3 separate regions of the Homo sapiens genome follow, and all the other regions are linked to region 2. Evidence: read pairs that join two places in POLR2A ChIA-PET (ENCODE). Cell type or tissue: CD4-positive, alpha-beta T cell. All regions are shown on one strand. Each heading gives the region's core, and the rest is flanking DNA. Links, peaks and the distances in the headings are about the cores only.

Region 1 (5,233 bases), core at 652-4,651, 1.1 Mb before region 2:
TTACTGTAAAAGATGATTGAATAGAGTCTAGGGAGGTTTAAATCCCAGTTACCATAACTCAAACCACAAAGGCCTGTTTCTAAAAAAAATCATTACTTGTGATTTATAATCTAAAAAAACAGTATGCCATTTTATTAAGCAGAGTCATATTTTTTCAAATGTCTTATCAACTAAGATGACCCAAAGTCATGGGGGTTGGTTCAGGGCAATGCAATTTCTAGCTGGCATTCCTGGCCATCGTTTTCTACTTTCCAGGTTTTCCAAGAATAGTGGTTGAGAGGGGTAGTCAAAATTGGGGAATAAATATATAGGTCATTTGTATCTGATTCTCCCACCCAGCCTCAACCTCACTACACAGCAACAGCAACAAATGTCAGTGGCAGGAAGTACACAACAAGAAGAATTAACCACAATTTTTTTAATCCAAACTTACAAACATAGTCAGTCACACATACACATACAGTTGGTTTGAAGTGGAGTGAGGGGCGGTAGCCAGCCTTCTTACTTTTTAACCAATAGGATCTCATGTTAGCCATCAAAGCAACAGACTTTCAGTCAGTTGACCTTTCATGATAGAGGGTTTTGTGGGGAGAAGAGAGAGAAAGGAGAGAAAAAAAATTGAGGTTTTTGCATCATTTGTCATTCTAATAGTTGAAGACTGAATCAGTCTTATGTTGCAGACACATTAATTTGATTAAGATACAATCCATGGGTCATTCAGGCATGTAAAGTACTCTTGCTTAATTGCAAAATTAACAATAGAATAGGATAAATCATTACCAAACTGGAGGTTGTTCTGGGACTCATGGACTTTTTCCCTCACTCAATTCATTTTCTCCATCTAAAGTTCTTTTTGACACTTTGTTAAAGGAAAAATCGGGGCTAAGGCAACAGTAAGTGGCAAACCAACATTCAATTCTCAAGGCATTAGTTGAGGGACCTCATGCTCTCTCAGAACAGGAAATGCCGGTAGACCCATCTTACAAAAAGGATCGAAGAGTCCCTTCAGCTCCAAAGAGTTCATAACCATCTCATGATTCACAGAACTGTAGGAAGTTATCCAATGCCTCAAGACATCCACTCTGAAACCTGAAGCCTAAGATCCTAGTTTCCATTTTTATTATATAACTCCTTGTCTGCCATCTCATTTCTTTTCAGGAGCAGCCTAATTTTCAGGCCCTGAGCAACTTTTAGTCAAAAAATATCTACTATATTCCAGGCACTGTGGTAAGTGATAAAAATATAAAAACAAAGACTGTTCCTGGATCTCAACAAGCATTTCCTCTAGCTTGTCACTGAATTCCCTCCCTTCTGTGACTTCATGAGAGACACCTGGCTACAGCTTGGTGCCCACTGATGTGCTGTAACAGAAGCATGCACAGCACTATGGCAACACACAAAAGAAAATTAATCAAAGAGTAGGTGTGATTTCAGTTGGCCTAAAATTGAATTAGGAGGAGTTGACCATTCAGAGGAGAGAAGAGAGAATTCCCAGCAGAGGGAACAGCATGAATCAAGGTGGGGAAGTGCAGGGATGCAGGGGTTATGTGGTCATTACCCCTGCAAGAAGCAACCAGGTGCTTTCACTTATGTTGACAGGAAGTATCAGTGACCAAACATACAATCCAAATCTGGGAGAGTTAAGCACGAATCCCAGCAATATAGAGAAAGGAATTCTAGACTGGAATTCAGGAGACCCATTGTTCTTCTATCTAGAATATCATGTGACCCTGAGCTGGTGGCCATTTCATCTGAGCCTCAGTATCTTCATCTGCAAGATGGAAGTAAACATTTCTTCCCTATCTATTTTATAAGTCCCTTTGAGGGATAAGTGAGATCATGAACATGATAGGTTTAACTCAATTCAGGAAATGCCCAGCTTAGAATTCTTTATGGTAAGAGTGTAAAGCACTGATATCAAACTGAAGAAGTTATTAGCAGTATTTTAAGTGGGAATTAACATGCTTTATTCAGGAGTCAGCAAGGCATCCAGTGGCTGAAGTGTAGGGAGCATGACTAAGGGTAGCTTGGAGACACCCTTAAATATGCATAGATCTTATTTTTCATTCAACTTAGAAACATGGCTTTAATCCTTTATTTTATTATTTTAATACATAAACAAAACTGGCTCAGAATGAACATTCAAAGTGAAAAATATACCTAAGCATCTAAACCACTTATTCTATGCTTTGCAAATGACTTTGACTGTCACTATACCAAAAGGTTTGCTATCTGAAAATTTATCAGGACGGGTCAGAAGAAAAACAGGTAAAAATTGATTCAGAAAACAAGAGTTTGAAGGAGTCTTCAACCCCTTTCGGCCCTAATGCTTGGTAAGCACCCTGCACACAGTGCTGCAGTCATACCCCAGAACATATAGCCATTTCTCATTTCCGATATGCCAGAGCTGGGCAATGCTGCATGTGGTTCAGAAAGACTGGTGTTTATGTCATGGCTGGGATTGTAGACTATACACTTCCTGCAGGCCTTGTGAGATAAGACAGGGACATTTCTAGAAGAGCTGTCCTCTGGAACCCCAAGCAGTTTGGAGAAAAATCAAAGAGGGAGAGAAACAAGTGTCACTATTTTGAAAGGATGATTTAGCAGTGTCAGACAACTTAGATCACAAGATGATGGAAATAAGAAAATGCCAAAACAATTTGCTCTCTTCCTTCACCTTTCTTCTAAAGAGCTTAACATATTTTATAGACATAGATGCACATTTTTATCATTGTACATTGGCAAGTCACTTTATCTTCCATAACTTCAAAGGTTCCCCTTTCCTCGTTTTTAAGGAATGGTGAGCAGATTAAGTGAGAAGCCCTTTGAAAACCGCCATGTCTGTGGTAATCATTGCTTAGAGAGAGAGCCAGGGCAGGCCTTGACATTTGTTCCATCCACCCCAGATGGCATTTTAATCTCTTTGCTCTCCTGCTGTTACATGGAGAAGAAAAGACTGGTCCACATGCAGGACCAGAGGCCTGAGTGGATGTGTCAGCTCTGCTCTGTGTCCCTGGGCAAATTAATTTACATTTCTGGCTTTGGATCTCTTTTCACCATTATCCTCAAAAGGTAGACATGAGCTCTAATATCCCTTTCAGTTCTAACACCTTGCAAAACCAAGATTCCTCAGGCTGTACTCTACTAACTGAGCAAGGGCCAAAAGCCATGAAGATGAGGGTTGTAGCTGGTGTTCCTGTTTCCTTACCTGTAAATTGAAAAGAACACTTACTTTGTGGAGTCTTTGGAAGGATTAGATATGATATACTCAAATCTGCTAGCACAGTGTTTGGTACCCAGTGGGTGCTCCATAAATGGTTTCCTAAATCAAAACTACAAGATATCCAGTATAAGACTCTGCCAACCTGATCTCTTGTCTTCTCAATTCCAGGCATCTTCATGGCTTGAGCACACGGCCTCTGAGTTACAGCTGACTCCTGTGAACTTGAAGTCCAAACATTAGAACAATCTTTGAGGCTTTCTGTTTTTTTCCAGAGGACATATGGAAAGCCTGTGAACTTTTCTGTTTCTTTTAGCTGGAACCTTGTGCCCCTGAGCACCAGTTTGCTCCAGGTGTCTGTGAAAGACTCCAAGGGAAATTGTTCCTAAGAACAACTATTTGCTTCACTGCGTTCATGCCTGCAAATGTTTTGTGCACCCCCTGCAATTGCAGGAGGAAGGAATACAGGAGACTGAGAGTCTGAAGCCACGAGTCAGCAGCATGATGTCCTTCTGTGTCTGCTTTGCCCAGTTGCCATCCTCCCAGTGTGATAAGCACTTGAGAACAGTAAGTCTTCATCAGCAACAGCGATGTCATTGCAGGCACTGGGCAGGCTAGAAGCTGTAGAAACGTGTCTCACTTACTCAGCATCCCCATCCCCTGCAGAACCTAGAAAAAAATCAGAAAATTCTACATGCTTTTTCCTATTTAATGAGGTCGAACATTCTTAAGGAATGAAAAGCACAGCTCCAGACTAGCTTTTAATTAGCTTCAGGAGCCCTTGTTTCAAACTAGCCTGGTTCCCAAAGCTATTCTCTCTCTCTGCTCTGAATGAGATGAAAATTCAATGGCATTTCTCTTTGTCAACTCATACTAAAGTGCTCCTTCTGCCCCACAGGGTTACATAGGGAAGGACACTCAGTAGCCAGGCACTGCACATTTTGACCCCAGTAGGACACCAGAACCCTCAAAGGGCGGTTAAAAGACCAGATTTGGTGTTGTTTTTGATAACCTGCTGTGTAAACTTGGGCCGGTTTCTCCACGTGTACAACGGAAAAAAAAATATGAACTTTAGAACCAAATAGACCTGGGATAAAACCCTGCCTTCTCATCTGAGTGCCTAGCAAGTTAACTAAGACAGTTTCTGTCTCTTCATTTGCGCTAACGGTATTGATGTCTACCTTGTGGGATGTCTGAGGGGCCAAAGGAGATATTGTAAGGAAAGCATAATGTCCTGGACATTGATAGACACTCAGAAAACGCTGTTCCTCTACTTTCATCCTCATTCCTCCCCTCTGCCTATTTCACTGGGTTGAAGTAATGACCCAAAGGGATAACATGATTCAGAGGTTAGGAGCCTCAGTTTTGTAGCCAGAGGCCAGGGTTCAAATCCCATTCCTGCCCCATCCTGGCTGTGTGAACATGTGCAAGTTCCACGCCCTCACCGTTTCTTTGCATTGAAAATGCAGACAATGTCAGTAGCTCCCCCATAGGATTACTGTGAGGACTAAATGAGATAGTGTACAAGACGCCCTTGCCTAGTGCCTGGCACATGGTAAGTACACTATAAATTATTAGTTAACAACAACAGCTATAGCATCTGAGAGTGCATTGTAAAATGGAAAAATCCTCCAAGACGCTCATCTCAAATCCTTTTTGGAAAGAATGTGCCAGTGTTACCGATGCTTATGTAAATGTAAGTGGTTATTATTTATGTAGGAGAACATTACTGACTATTATGCAGGAAGAGGGAGAGAACAATGTAGAGGAAGAAAAAAATTTACAATGGGCTTCAAAGGGGAAAGAGGAGAAAGTAACATCTCACCCAGCAATATAAAAGCAGCCCCATATAACTCAGCTCTGCTCTGACTGTAAAACATTATATCAATAGTCTTCCCTGAAAAAAGACAAGAAAGAGAAACACATGGAAAAGAAAGGAGAAGGACAACCTCATTTTATTTCCCCTAAAATTAATCCTAAGGTTGTATTTATCCAACAGAATCTTACTAAACA
Region 2 (5,233 bases), core at 491-4,490:
TAAGAAGGAAAAATGGTTGTGTAGCCTGGGCCCAGGGACCCCTGCAGCCTTGAAACATGGTGCTCTGCATCCCAGCTGCTTCAGCTCCAGCTGTGGCTAAAAGGGGCCAACATACAGCTCAGGACATTGCTTCAGCGAGTGCAAACCCCAAGCCCCAAGCCTTGGCAGCTTCCATGTGGTGTTGGTCCTGTGGGTACACAGAAGTCAAGAACTGAGGTTTGGAAACCTCTGTCTAGACTTCAGAGGATGTATGGAAATGCCTGGATGTCTAGGCAGAAGTCTGCGCAGAGGCAGAGTCCTCATGGAGAACCTCTGCTACAGCAGTGTGGAAGGAAAATGTGGGGTCAGAGCCCTAACACAGAGTCCTCACTGGGGCACTGCCTTGTGGAGCTGTGAGAAGAAGGCCACCATCCTGCAGACCCCAGAATGGGAGGTCTACATACAGCTTGCACTGTGTGCCTGGAAAAGCCACAGGCACTCAGTGGCAGCCCATGAAAGCAGCTGTTAGGGGGGTTGAGCTTTGCAAAGCCACAGGGCAGAGCTGCCCAAGGCCATGTTGTGGGAGACCACCTTTTGTATCAGTGTGACGTGGATGTGAGTCATGGAGTCAAAAGAGATAATTTTGGAACTTTAAGGTTTAATGACTGCCCTGTGGAGTTTCAGACTTGCATGGGGCCTCTAACCCCCTTGTTTTGGCCAATTTCTCCCATGTAGAATGGGTGTATTTACCCAATGCCTATGCCCCCATTGTATCTAGGAAGTCACTAACCTACTTTTGATTTTACAGGCTCATAGGTGGAAGGGACTTACCTTGTCTCAGAAGAGACTTTGGACTTGGACTTTTGGATTAATGCTGGAATGACCTAAGACTTTGGGGGACTGTTGGAGGGGCACGATTGCGTTTTGAAATGTGAGGACATGAGATTTGGCAGGGGCCAAGGGCAAATTGATATGGTTTGGCTCTGTTTCCCCACCCAAATCTCACCTGGAGTTGTAATAATCTCCACATGTCGTGGGAGGTACTCAGTGGGAGGTAATGAAATCACAGAGGCAGTTACCCCTATGCTGTTCCTGTGGTAGTGAATGAGTTCTCATGAGATCTGATGGTTTATAAGGAACATTTCCCTGTTTGCTCAGCACTTCTCTCTCCTGCCGCCATGTGAAGAAGGACATGTTTGCTTCCCCTTCTGCCATGGTCGTAAGTTTCCTGAGGCCTCCCCAGCCATGCTGAACTGAGTCAATTAAACCTCTTTCCTTTATAAATTACCCAGTCTCAGGTATGTCTTTAATAGCAGTGTGAGAACAGACTAATACACGCAGGTTCCAGTAATGGGGTCTGTCCACCGGAGCGCCTCTGGCTCAGCCGTGGCAGACACAGTGGAGGCTATGCTAGCAGATAAGGAGGTTTCGGGGATGGCAGTGGCATCTAGAGCACTCCATGAGCAAGTTGTCAAGTGTCTTGGAGACAAGTGGTAACCTATTAGACCTGAGAGGGCATCATTAACTGTGCCCCAAACTAAAACATACTAAACGAACAAACCCCAAACAAATATCAGTATCTGTCAGAGGCAGTGGCAATGACCACTATGCTAGGAATGCATTTTAAAATTAGGGTGGGGAGGCTGTGTTGTTTGCAATCCAGTGCTTAACTGGCTCAAAATAGAGTTGGGAATTTTTAGAGCTTTAATATGCTAGATGAAAGAAAACAAGTGACATGATGACTAGAACCGCCACCACTGAATTTTCTAAACTTTAAGAAAAGGCAAGAAAATTGCTTTTAGAAGAAGAGAAGTTGAGAATATGCCCCAGTGAATCCTCCCCACCTGCAGTTATGGTAAATGTCTTTGTTTCAATTAATCTAATGATAATATATTTCATTCTCAGTAAGTTCCAAGATGTAGATTCTGGACAAAGAGTCTGGCATACTGGAAAGGAAAAAATATGTGAATCTTTGGGTCAGTGGTTCATTGAAGAATACTGACATTTAAAAAAATGCTTATAATAATGTGTGTTAAGTGCTATGAGAAAGATATGTGATACAGTGTATTTTGAATTCACATAAATGGAACATCCAACCAGACTTTGAAGGCCAGGAAAGTTGTCCAGAGAAAAGTAATGTCTAGGATTAATCCTAAAAGATGACTGAGGGTTGGTTGGCTAAATAAGGCTGAACAGCCAAACTGTTAAGAGGGCTCAGGAAATTTCATCTAAATTATAGCTGAAAGGCAAACCTGGTAAACCTCGATATAGGTCAATAAATTTTGGTGTGTGTTTTGAAAATCTTCTAAATTCTTCTCATGGTCACACACCCCATCTGAGACCAGGTCTTGTTAGTATTTCTGCAGTTTCAGAGGAATGTGCAGGAAGTGGGAAAATTTAGATAAATAATAAAGCATTTTATTCAATTAAAATTAAGGACATGTGTGGGAAAGCTAAAGGTAAATTATTAGATGACGCAGTACTACATTGAGCAAAAATCTTCTGTCCCAGAATGTGGTAGGTGAAAATAAAGATACAGATCTCTAAATTTTTATTTTCTTAGAGGATAAAACCAAAACAATTATAGAAAGAGTTTAATTATGAAAGGATTTTGTCAGTTAGGTAGATAAACCTGAGAGTTTGTAGATTTTAGTACCTGAAAAATCTCTTTAGGTAGAGTAAATAATCTAATTTACGTAACAGCCCTTGTGGCAGAGACAATGCCCTGTTTTACCACATCATTTCCTCTTCCTGGATACTCCGGAAGACAATATTTCTCAGCCTCCTTGAGGTTAGGTTAGGACTGAGTTTTATGTGATGGAATTTTGGCCAATGGAATGTGAGTAAAAAACCTTGAGCTCTAAAAAATTTCTGACATATTCTGTACCCCTCCTTCTCTTTTTTATGTTGAATTTGGAAGACAGGATTGTTTATTTTGTAGCTAAAAAGCAGAAGCAACTTGAATCTTTGACTCATAGCTTAGAAGAACCACTGAGTAGAACCAATCTATATCAGACTGTAATTGAACAAGAAGTAAATGTTTGTTGTGCTAAGCTACTGCTATTACTGGAATTATTTGTTCTTGAAGCAGAGCCTGATCTATCCTGACAAATGTACTCTTCCTTCCAGAGGTTTCCCCATGCCCTCTTTTGGACTTGATGGGGGTCATTTGGGACAATAAGGCCTGATAACTCCTTGGACTTAGGAAGCGAGAGAGCAGGAATCAAGAAAAGCTTTTGTGTTTTTTGGTTTGTGTAGAAAATATGATGGATTGAGATAAAATTTTTCAAAATAGGCCCAATGAAGAAGAGCAGATTCAAGGAGTAAAGGTATGATTTTAAATTGGACATGTTATGTTGAAAAGATATTTGGCCTTATATCATGCAGGATCTTGTAATTGCCTTTGAGAGAAAGCAGTGTTTTTATATGTCTAATTTTCTTTAGTATCTAGTATTTATATACAATTTATGTTTGTTGATGGGTTGGTTCCCTTAGCTGTGTGTGTGTGTTTGTGTATGTATGTATGCACACATGCCTAGAATTGCTTTGAGTTGTCTATACATTCACATGAAGTACTAGTAGCTTGTTTAAATGACAATAGTATATTTATATTCCTTCTTTCTTTCACTTTCTCTCCGACGTCTTTTCTGAATGTTTTTAGTCAGCATGTTCTTACTCTTTTTAAAGATATTTCTCATTAGGTAGATTGTAAAAGCCAACACCAAATGTTAAATCCAAGTTTGTTACACAAGCAGTTTGGAAGGTCAGAATGATCTCCACAAGATGCATACCAGAAGCTAACTCAATTTTTGATTTTCCCAAATGACTTTTCTTGTGAAATCTGGTTTTCACATCTCCCTATGCTTTTCCCCAATGGCCTGCTTTTATATTTCAAAATATAACCAGGACAAAGTATTTTAGAAAAGTTATTGGTTTTAATTTATCTTTGAAATCTCTTGGATTATTCCTGGGCATTTTTTTCCTAGAAGAGTATTTTGCGTAGCATGGGTATTAAAGGAGTCTTTGTTGACTGGTTAAAAGATCTTAGTTAGTTTGAGCTAGAAGAAAACTTACAGATCATCTAGTCCAACCCTGTCCTTTTATCGTTGTGAAACAAAAGCCCAGATAATTGAAATGTCTTGGCCAAGTTCACAAGGTTAGGCTTAGACCTGCTGCTATTACTAATGATGCTGCTCCCTTATTTATGTGCATAAGTTGTCAGTTTCACAAAGCCATCATTTATCTCATTTGTTCCTACGGTAACTATGTGAGATAAGAAATACAGAGATTATCAGTCCTTTTGGTTTTTTAACAAATGAAAAAATTGAGGCCCGGAGGAACTAAGTCAAATAGTTAGATTATCTTACTCATTTATGCACAAATATTGATTGAGCTCTTATTATGTGCCAGGCACTATTCTAGTTTTGTTCTAAAAACAGGCAAATGCTTTGTCCTCCTTGTATCAGGGAGAATGAAAGTGAAAACGCTCTAATAAATAATAGCTGAAATGAGTGAGCTTGCCTTCTCACTTCAGTCCAGTGGTGTTTTTCTCTACATCTCTGCTAATTAATTAAAACAAATAACATTTCTGGTGGATTGATTAATTCTCCTTTACTGAAGAGAAATAGCCCCTTTAAAGAATTTATCCTGTAAAGCATGCAAAACATTTTAGATGCAGCAATAAAAAGAGGGCTTTAGAGAGTTATATAATTTTATGTGCTCAAGAGAATATGGAGAAACATCAGTACATGTTCCCTTTCTCTCCAGCTTTGAGATTTATGATTGGTCTGTTACAATAATAATAGCTGAATATTGGTGCAAGAAATATATTTGATTCAGTGGGTAACATTTGACAGCCTTAACTTGTGAAATGTAGAAAAGTTCTTGCAGGAAGCTCCGGCAGAATGTGTAATGTACAAGAAGGTATTCAGGGAACAGAAAAATAAAATGAAAGGAACCTGCTACCCAATCTGTTTCATTAAATATGAAAATTAAAATGCCTTAACAAAATGCTTTCTCTTCCTCTCTCCTCCCAACAAACAAAAGCTTTGGTAGGCAGCCTGAAATTGCTCATCAAGGAAAAAGACCAGACTCGGATTTTAAATGGCTTCTTCTGAATGAAGCAATTAATGCTAAAAGGAACATGTTGTCTTATCAGCATTTATAAGGTACAACATTCATTGTACTTGCTGGCACTCTATCAAGTCTCTCCTTGGCCTAAGCGAGTAGAGAAATGCTTTGCTGCGTGTGCTCT
Region 3 (5,233 bases), core at 652-4,651, 1.0 Mb before region 2:
ACGGAGTCTCTGTCTGTCACTCAGGTTGGAGTGCAATGGTGCAATCTCAGCTCACTGAAACCTGTGTTTCCTGGGTTCAAGTGATTATCATGCCTCAGCCTCCCAAGTAGCTGGGATTATAGGCATGCACCACCATGCCCAGCTAATTTTTGTATTTTTTAGTAGAGATGGGGTTTCACCATGTTGGCCTGGCTGGTCTCGAACTCTTGACCTCAGGTGATCCACCAGCCTCAGCCTCCCAAAGTGCTGGGATTACAGGCATGAGCCAAGGTGCCTGGCCTCCACCAGAAATATATGAGGTTTTATTTTCTCCATATCCTTGCCAACACTTGCTATTTTCTGGGTTGTTTGTTTTATTTTGTTTTTTATTACAGTCATTCTAGTGAGTGGGAAGTGGTACCACATTACGGTTTTGATTTGCATTTCTCTAGTGACTAGTGAAGTTGAGCATCTTTTCATGTGTGTGTTGCCCATTTGTGTATTGTCCATGGAGTAATTTCAGGGATAACTTTTAATGAGGTAACGGACATTCTAGTGAAAATGAGAAAGAAGTAAGGCCACTAATAGCTTAAAGCCACTGCTGGTTCCCAGAGTGCTACGTGTGTCCCTAACGGACCACCCATCTTGCTTCTAGCCTGTCTTCTTGAGACCCAGGAGGCAAGCTCCACACCGGGAGAATCACTCCTGGCATCTCCACGACTTACAGCTTGGACCCACAATATACCATTCGCTACCCACAAGCTCCTGCACACTCCTCCCTCCCCATGCACCCACACCGACATAAACACACCCCATCCACATTTTCAGTCCCAGGATTACATAGCAGCTGGGACTTGGATTCCCTTTATGGAGCTGTCCCAACTCTTGGCCTGCAGTATGGCCCAGGACCCCAACAAAACTATTACATGGGGGTATACATTGCACACTCCCCAGAGTTTGGAATATTCTGGGTTAAGGAAGTGAGGGGCAGACACACCTCATTCAGGTGGGCTGCTCCAGGCTCAGCTCTGTTCCTTTCAATCCTCCAAACGTCACTTCCAGGACAGAGAAAGGAGCCATAGAGAAAAAATGATCAATGCCACTCCTCTATTCATTTACCATATGGGGAAACTGAAACTCAGGGAATGAAACACCTGCTCACGGGTGCAGCCTGACACAGGGCTAGAGCTCAGGTCCTCAACTTCCCAGACTTTGCTCCTGGAGCAGAGCAGAACATGATACAACAAGTGCTTAGCTTAGACACCCCTACACCAACACCACCAATTCAGCCCATGATTTGAGTCAAGATCAATTTATTCTCTGCCTTGATAGTCTCATACAAAATGAGGCAGACAATAACTGCTCTTCCTTTCCCCCAGAAGAACTAATGACATATATGTGTGTGTGTGTGTGTGTGTGTGTGTGTGTGTGTGTGTATGCTTTGAGCTCACTGGAAGGCAATAGCTATATAAATATATGTGTATGTTTGTACTTACACTTTTTTTCTTCATGACCTAGTTGAGGTGGAGAACCATTTTGGGACTAGGTGAAAATGGCACATACTAATTCTACTCGTTTCTTTCTGCATGGTCTAGTCAAATGTTCCCAGGTAAAATGAGTGCCTTTAACTCTAAAAAGGGAGGAAAAGTCTGTGGGCAGGTGCATTTAAAGCCCCCAAGGCATGAGTCCATGGTTACTAGTCTACATTTCGGACTTTTGTTGTGAAAGTGACTTCTGGGGACAAGCAACCTAGAGGCCTGCCAAGACCCCCCGGGACTGGCACCCAGGGATCAGTGTTCAAGGACAGGCAGTTCTCTCAGGAGCTGGGATGAGACCTTGAACAGGTGACTCCCTTGTTCTGGGCCTCAGTTTTCCTATCAGTAAAATGAGGGAGCTGGACTGAATGACCAGATTGCAATTTTTTAAACATCAAAATCCTTCTTAAAAATAAAATCTTATGCTGATCCCCAATGTATAAAAGCAGATAAAAATGAAACTGCTCTAACTGAAGGGCCGCTCCCCCTTCCCACCTCGAGCCAGTTGTTCAGCCTCCAGCTCACTGGTGTGAAACTCTCCGAATTAAAATAATCTATGGTTCTATATAATGAGATTAACTTGTTAGATCTAGAAAAAAATAAGAGGCTAAGTAGGGTAGCTGGATTGCAGGGCAGGGGCCTTGGAGATGGGAGAGGGCTAGGTGGGGAGAAGGTGGAAAAGGTGTTTGTACTGACAGAGCTCTTAGCAACCTGGTCTTCCACCTCAAATTCCCAAAGAAGAAACTGAGGCCAGACTGTTAAGATATAAACTTTGTAACTTTTTGACCCAGGAAGTTTTGAGAATCATAATAAGGAAATGATTATAGAGTGATTTGAGCTCTTCAAAGACAAGCAGTATTTAAAATACAAGGTATTATTACCTCCACAGAGCTCTCTTTTGATTACCACTGTGCTTGAAAATGTGGGCAGGCCACTTTTATTTTCCAAAACTCAGGTGTTTAAAAAAATATTCACACGTACAATCCCTATACTCAACTCTTATAAGCTAATTGTCAGCTTCCTTGTCACTGGATAATTGTAATGTTCAAAGAGATATTATACTCACTTTATCAGCTAAATTGGCCGTGCCCCTGATAAAGACATTGATCCCTCCAGCTCACACTCTCTTGCCATAATTTGAAGGATGGTTAAATTTGAAATATTATATTTGAAATTTTAAATGAAAGTACCAAATATCATTCGACAGAGGTGCTAGGCAGGAACTGATCTCTAAAAGACCCTAAATAAATCAGGGCAGCCCTGGGTTAGTTGGTTTCTTGATACAGGGTTGGGTGTTGAAACTCAGAAGTCAACCAAAAACAGTTTCAAACAATTTCAGGGTGTTTTTTCAAAACTGAACTGCTCCAGCACTCAGCCTGCCATGGCAGAGCAAAGTCAGGACTCAGAGTTAGAAGATGGGATTCAAGTCCCAGTTCTATTGCACATGGACTGGTCAACCTTAAAGAATTCTTTCACTTCTCTGGTCCTAGGTTTTCTCCTAGTAAATTGGGATCATTTCCTTGCCCTGCCTATTTCACAGGTCTCCTCTAAGGATGAAAATTGAGTGACACAGAAAGCCATGTGTGACTTTGAATGAATGGAGGCTAAGACTACAGGCTCTGAATGGAATCAGACAGACCTGGGTTCAAATTTTGATACTGCTACTTAATAGCAGTGTACATTGCTTATTTGCTCTGAATCATAGGTTCCTCATCAGGGATATGAGGTTATTAATAGCATTTTTCTCACCTGGTTGTTTTGAGGATTTAAAGCACTGGCCCCTCGTAAAGGCTGAGTGGGTGTTGCCATTTATTAAAAAGCTGTAACAGTCCATGTGCCCAATAAGTTACTGTTGTTTTTTCATAGTTCTGCTTTCTGTGCACAACAGAACTAAAGATAACCATGTATCTATTGTCTCTGAACTGCCTGAGTACTCTTACTAGAACGAAAGAAAAAAGGAAATACACTGTGGCCCAGAATGGGGCTCCAGAGAAATCCAAAATGAGCTGTGGTCTAAAAGCGACTTCTCTCCAAGCCTATTTTTAACTGGCTGTGAACTTCTCTAATACGCAAAGAGTGATGCTGGGCTCTCTGAATAGCTCTGCTGACGAGCTGCTGCCCGCTTCTGCTACTATGTGAATTTATGGAGTCCTGGTCTCGCACTTCATTAAGGAAATATACGATGGTGCTGAGACAGGGGGCCAGACACCAATAACTCCCATCCCAATCTCCCAGTTATAAATCTTAGTGCCTCACTCACTAAGGGAAGAGGAGTAACTGAAGAGATATTATCACCTGCTCCTTTGTCATGGGCTGTCCTTTTTAAGTTGTTTGCAACAGACAACTTTATTAAGAGACCACCAAACAAAAGTCCTGGCCAAAAGCAGACTCCCAAATTTGTTAGGAATATTTTCAGTTGCAGGTAACAGAAAAAGTGAACCACAGCATCTTGAACAAACGGAAGTTTATTTTTTTCACATAAGATATTCAGAGACAGATGATTGCTGGTGCTAGTTCAGAGGCACAATACACTTGCTCCAACTCTATTCAGTGGAAACCCTCTGCACTTTTTCCTCATGATTGTATTCTGGCTGCAGAAGCTCCAGTCATCATACATACAATCCAGTGAACAGAAAAAAAGAAAGAAAAACGGTGGTATCCATGTCAGGGAATTAAAATGTTACTCAGGATTCATCCTTGCAGCGGTTTTTACCTTATTGGCTAGAATTGGGTCAAATGGTCACCCTTGTTTTGAAGGTGATTAGGAATAAGAAGGTTGGAAATGAGCATGAGATCAACCAAGAGTGTCTGCTACAGCTTCCAATAAAGGCCAGCTGAAGGAAGGAACAAAAGTGAATGATTATGTAATGACTAAAGAAACAGATGAGGCCGGGCGCGGTGGCTCACGCCTGTAATCCCAGCACTTTGGGAGGCCGAGGCGGGCGGATCCTGAGGTCAGGAGATCGAGACCACGGTGAAACCCCGTCTCTACTAAAAATACAAAAAATTAGCTGGGCGTAGTGGCGGGCGCCTGTAGTCCCAGCTACTGGGGAGGCTGAGGCAGGAGAATTGCGTGAACCCGGAAGGCGGAGCTTGCAGTGAGCCGAGATCATTCCACTGCACTCCAGCCTGGGTGACAGAGCGAGACTCGGTCTCCAAAAAAAAAAAAAGAAACAGATGAATGAATGCTTGACACAGAGATCTACTCTTTGACTCAGCTCACATGCCATTTTTTTCTAATCCCCTATCCATCATACCTCCCTATCCCCTTGCTAGCCCACTAATACAGTCCCATAGTGCCATTAATCCTCCTATAATTGACTTCCTACTCACTTGTCTATCTTCTTGATTCGTGTTTAAGTCCCTTGGTGGCAAAGCACGTGTCTCATTCATAACTGCATTCTCTGCACCTAGCACAGTGCCTACAATATACTTATTATAACACAGTGCCTGTTAACCTAGAAATAACTGTTGCTATATTTGTTTAATAAGCTCTCATGAAAAATTCTAAAAAATGTGACTTATTGCCCAGCACACATATGTAAAGCTTTTCAAGTCCCTCTTTTGAGTTGGTCCATCTAAAAGACTAGAGCTAAAGTTGTCTCGGTGACATACCCAATTAACTATGAAAGCATGTTATTGTGATTTCCCTAATGTAACCAAAAGAATTCACAAAAATCATTCTTATTTTGTTCAGTCTAACACATTACAGATTAATT

What was found. ChIA-PET counts read pairs that join two places held together with the same protein. Peaks named below come from ENCODE experiments on the same cell type or tissue, not always from the same donor. Only the 100,000 strongest peaks of a DNase experiment are listed, where the experiment ranks them.
Region 1: POLR2A ChIA-PET joins it to region 2 with 5 read pairs; 1 of 35 experiments calls an interaction of 5 or more read pairs at or near these places.
Region 3: POLR2A ChIA-PET joins it to region 2 with 5 read pairs; 2 of 35 experiments call an interaction of 5 or more read pairs at or near these places.

What each region holds. Positions count from the first base shown.
Region 1 is chr3:187,993,870-187,999,102 of GRCh38, forward strand. It overlaps LOC107986166 (a long non-coding RNA gene), which reads right to left. Exons shown (of 5, transcript XR_001741061.2): 5 at 404-3,889. Among named protein-coding and RNA genes, the nearest start is that of LINC01991, 20 kb to the left of the region's middle. In CD4-positive, alpha-beta T cell, for the core only: no CTCF peak of the experiment used is centred there; no DNase peak of the experiment used is centred there; H3K27ac peaks cover 493 bases.
Region 2 is chr3:189,118,554-189,123,786 of GRCh38, forward strand. It overlaps a transcript of TPRG1 not described here. Among named protein-coding and RNA genes, the nearest start is that of TPRG1, 51 kb to the right of the region's middle. In CD4-positive, alpha-beta T cell, for the core only: no CTCF peak of the experiment used is centred there; a DNase peak (open chromatin) is centred at 2,738; H3K4me3 peaks cover 1,771 bases; H3K27ac peaks cover 594 bases.
Region 3 is chr3:188,094,479-188,099,711 of GRCh38, forward strand. No RefSeq gene overlaps it. Among named protein-coding and RNA genes, the nearest start is that of LPP-AS2, 57 kb to the right of the region's middle. In CD4-positive, alpha-beta T cell, for the core only: no CTCF peak of the experiment used is centred there; no DNase peak of the experiment used is centred there.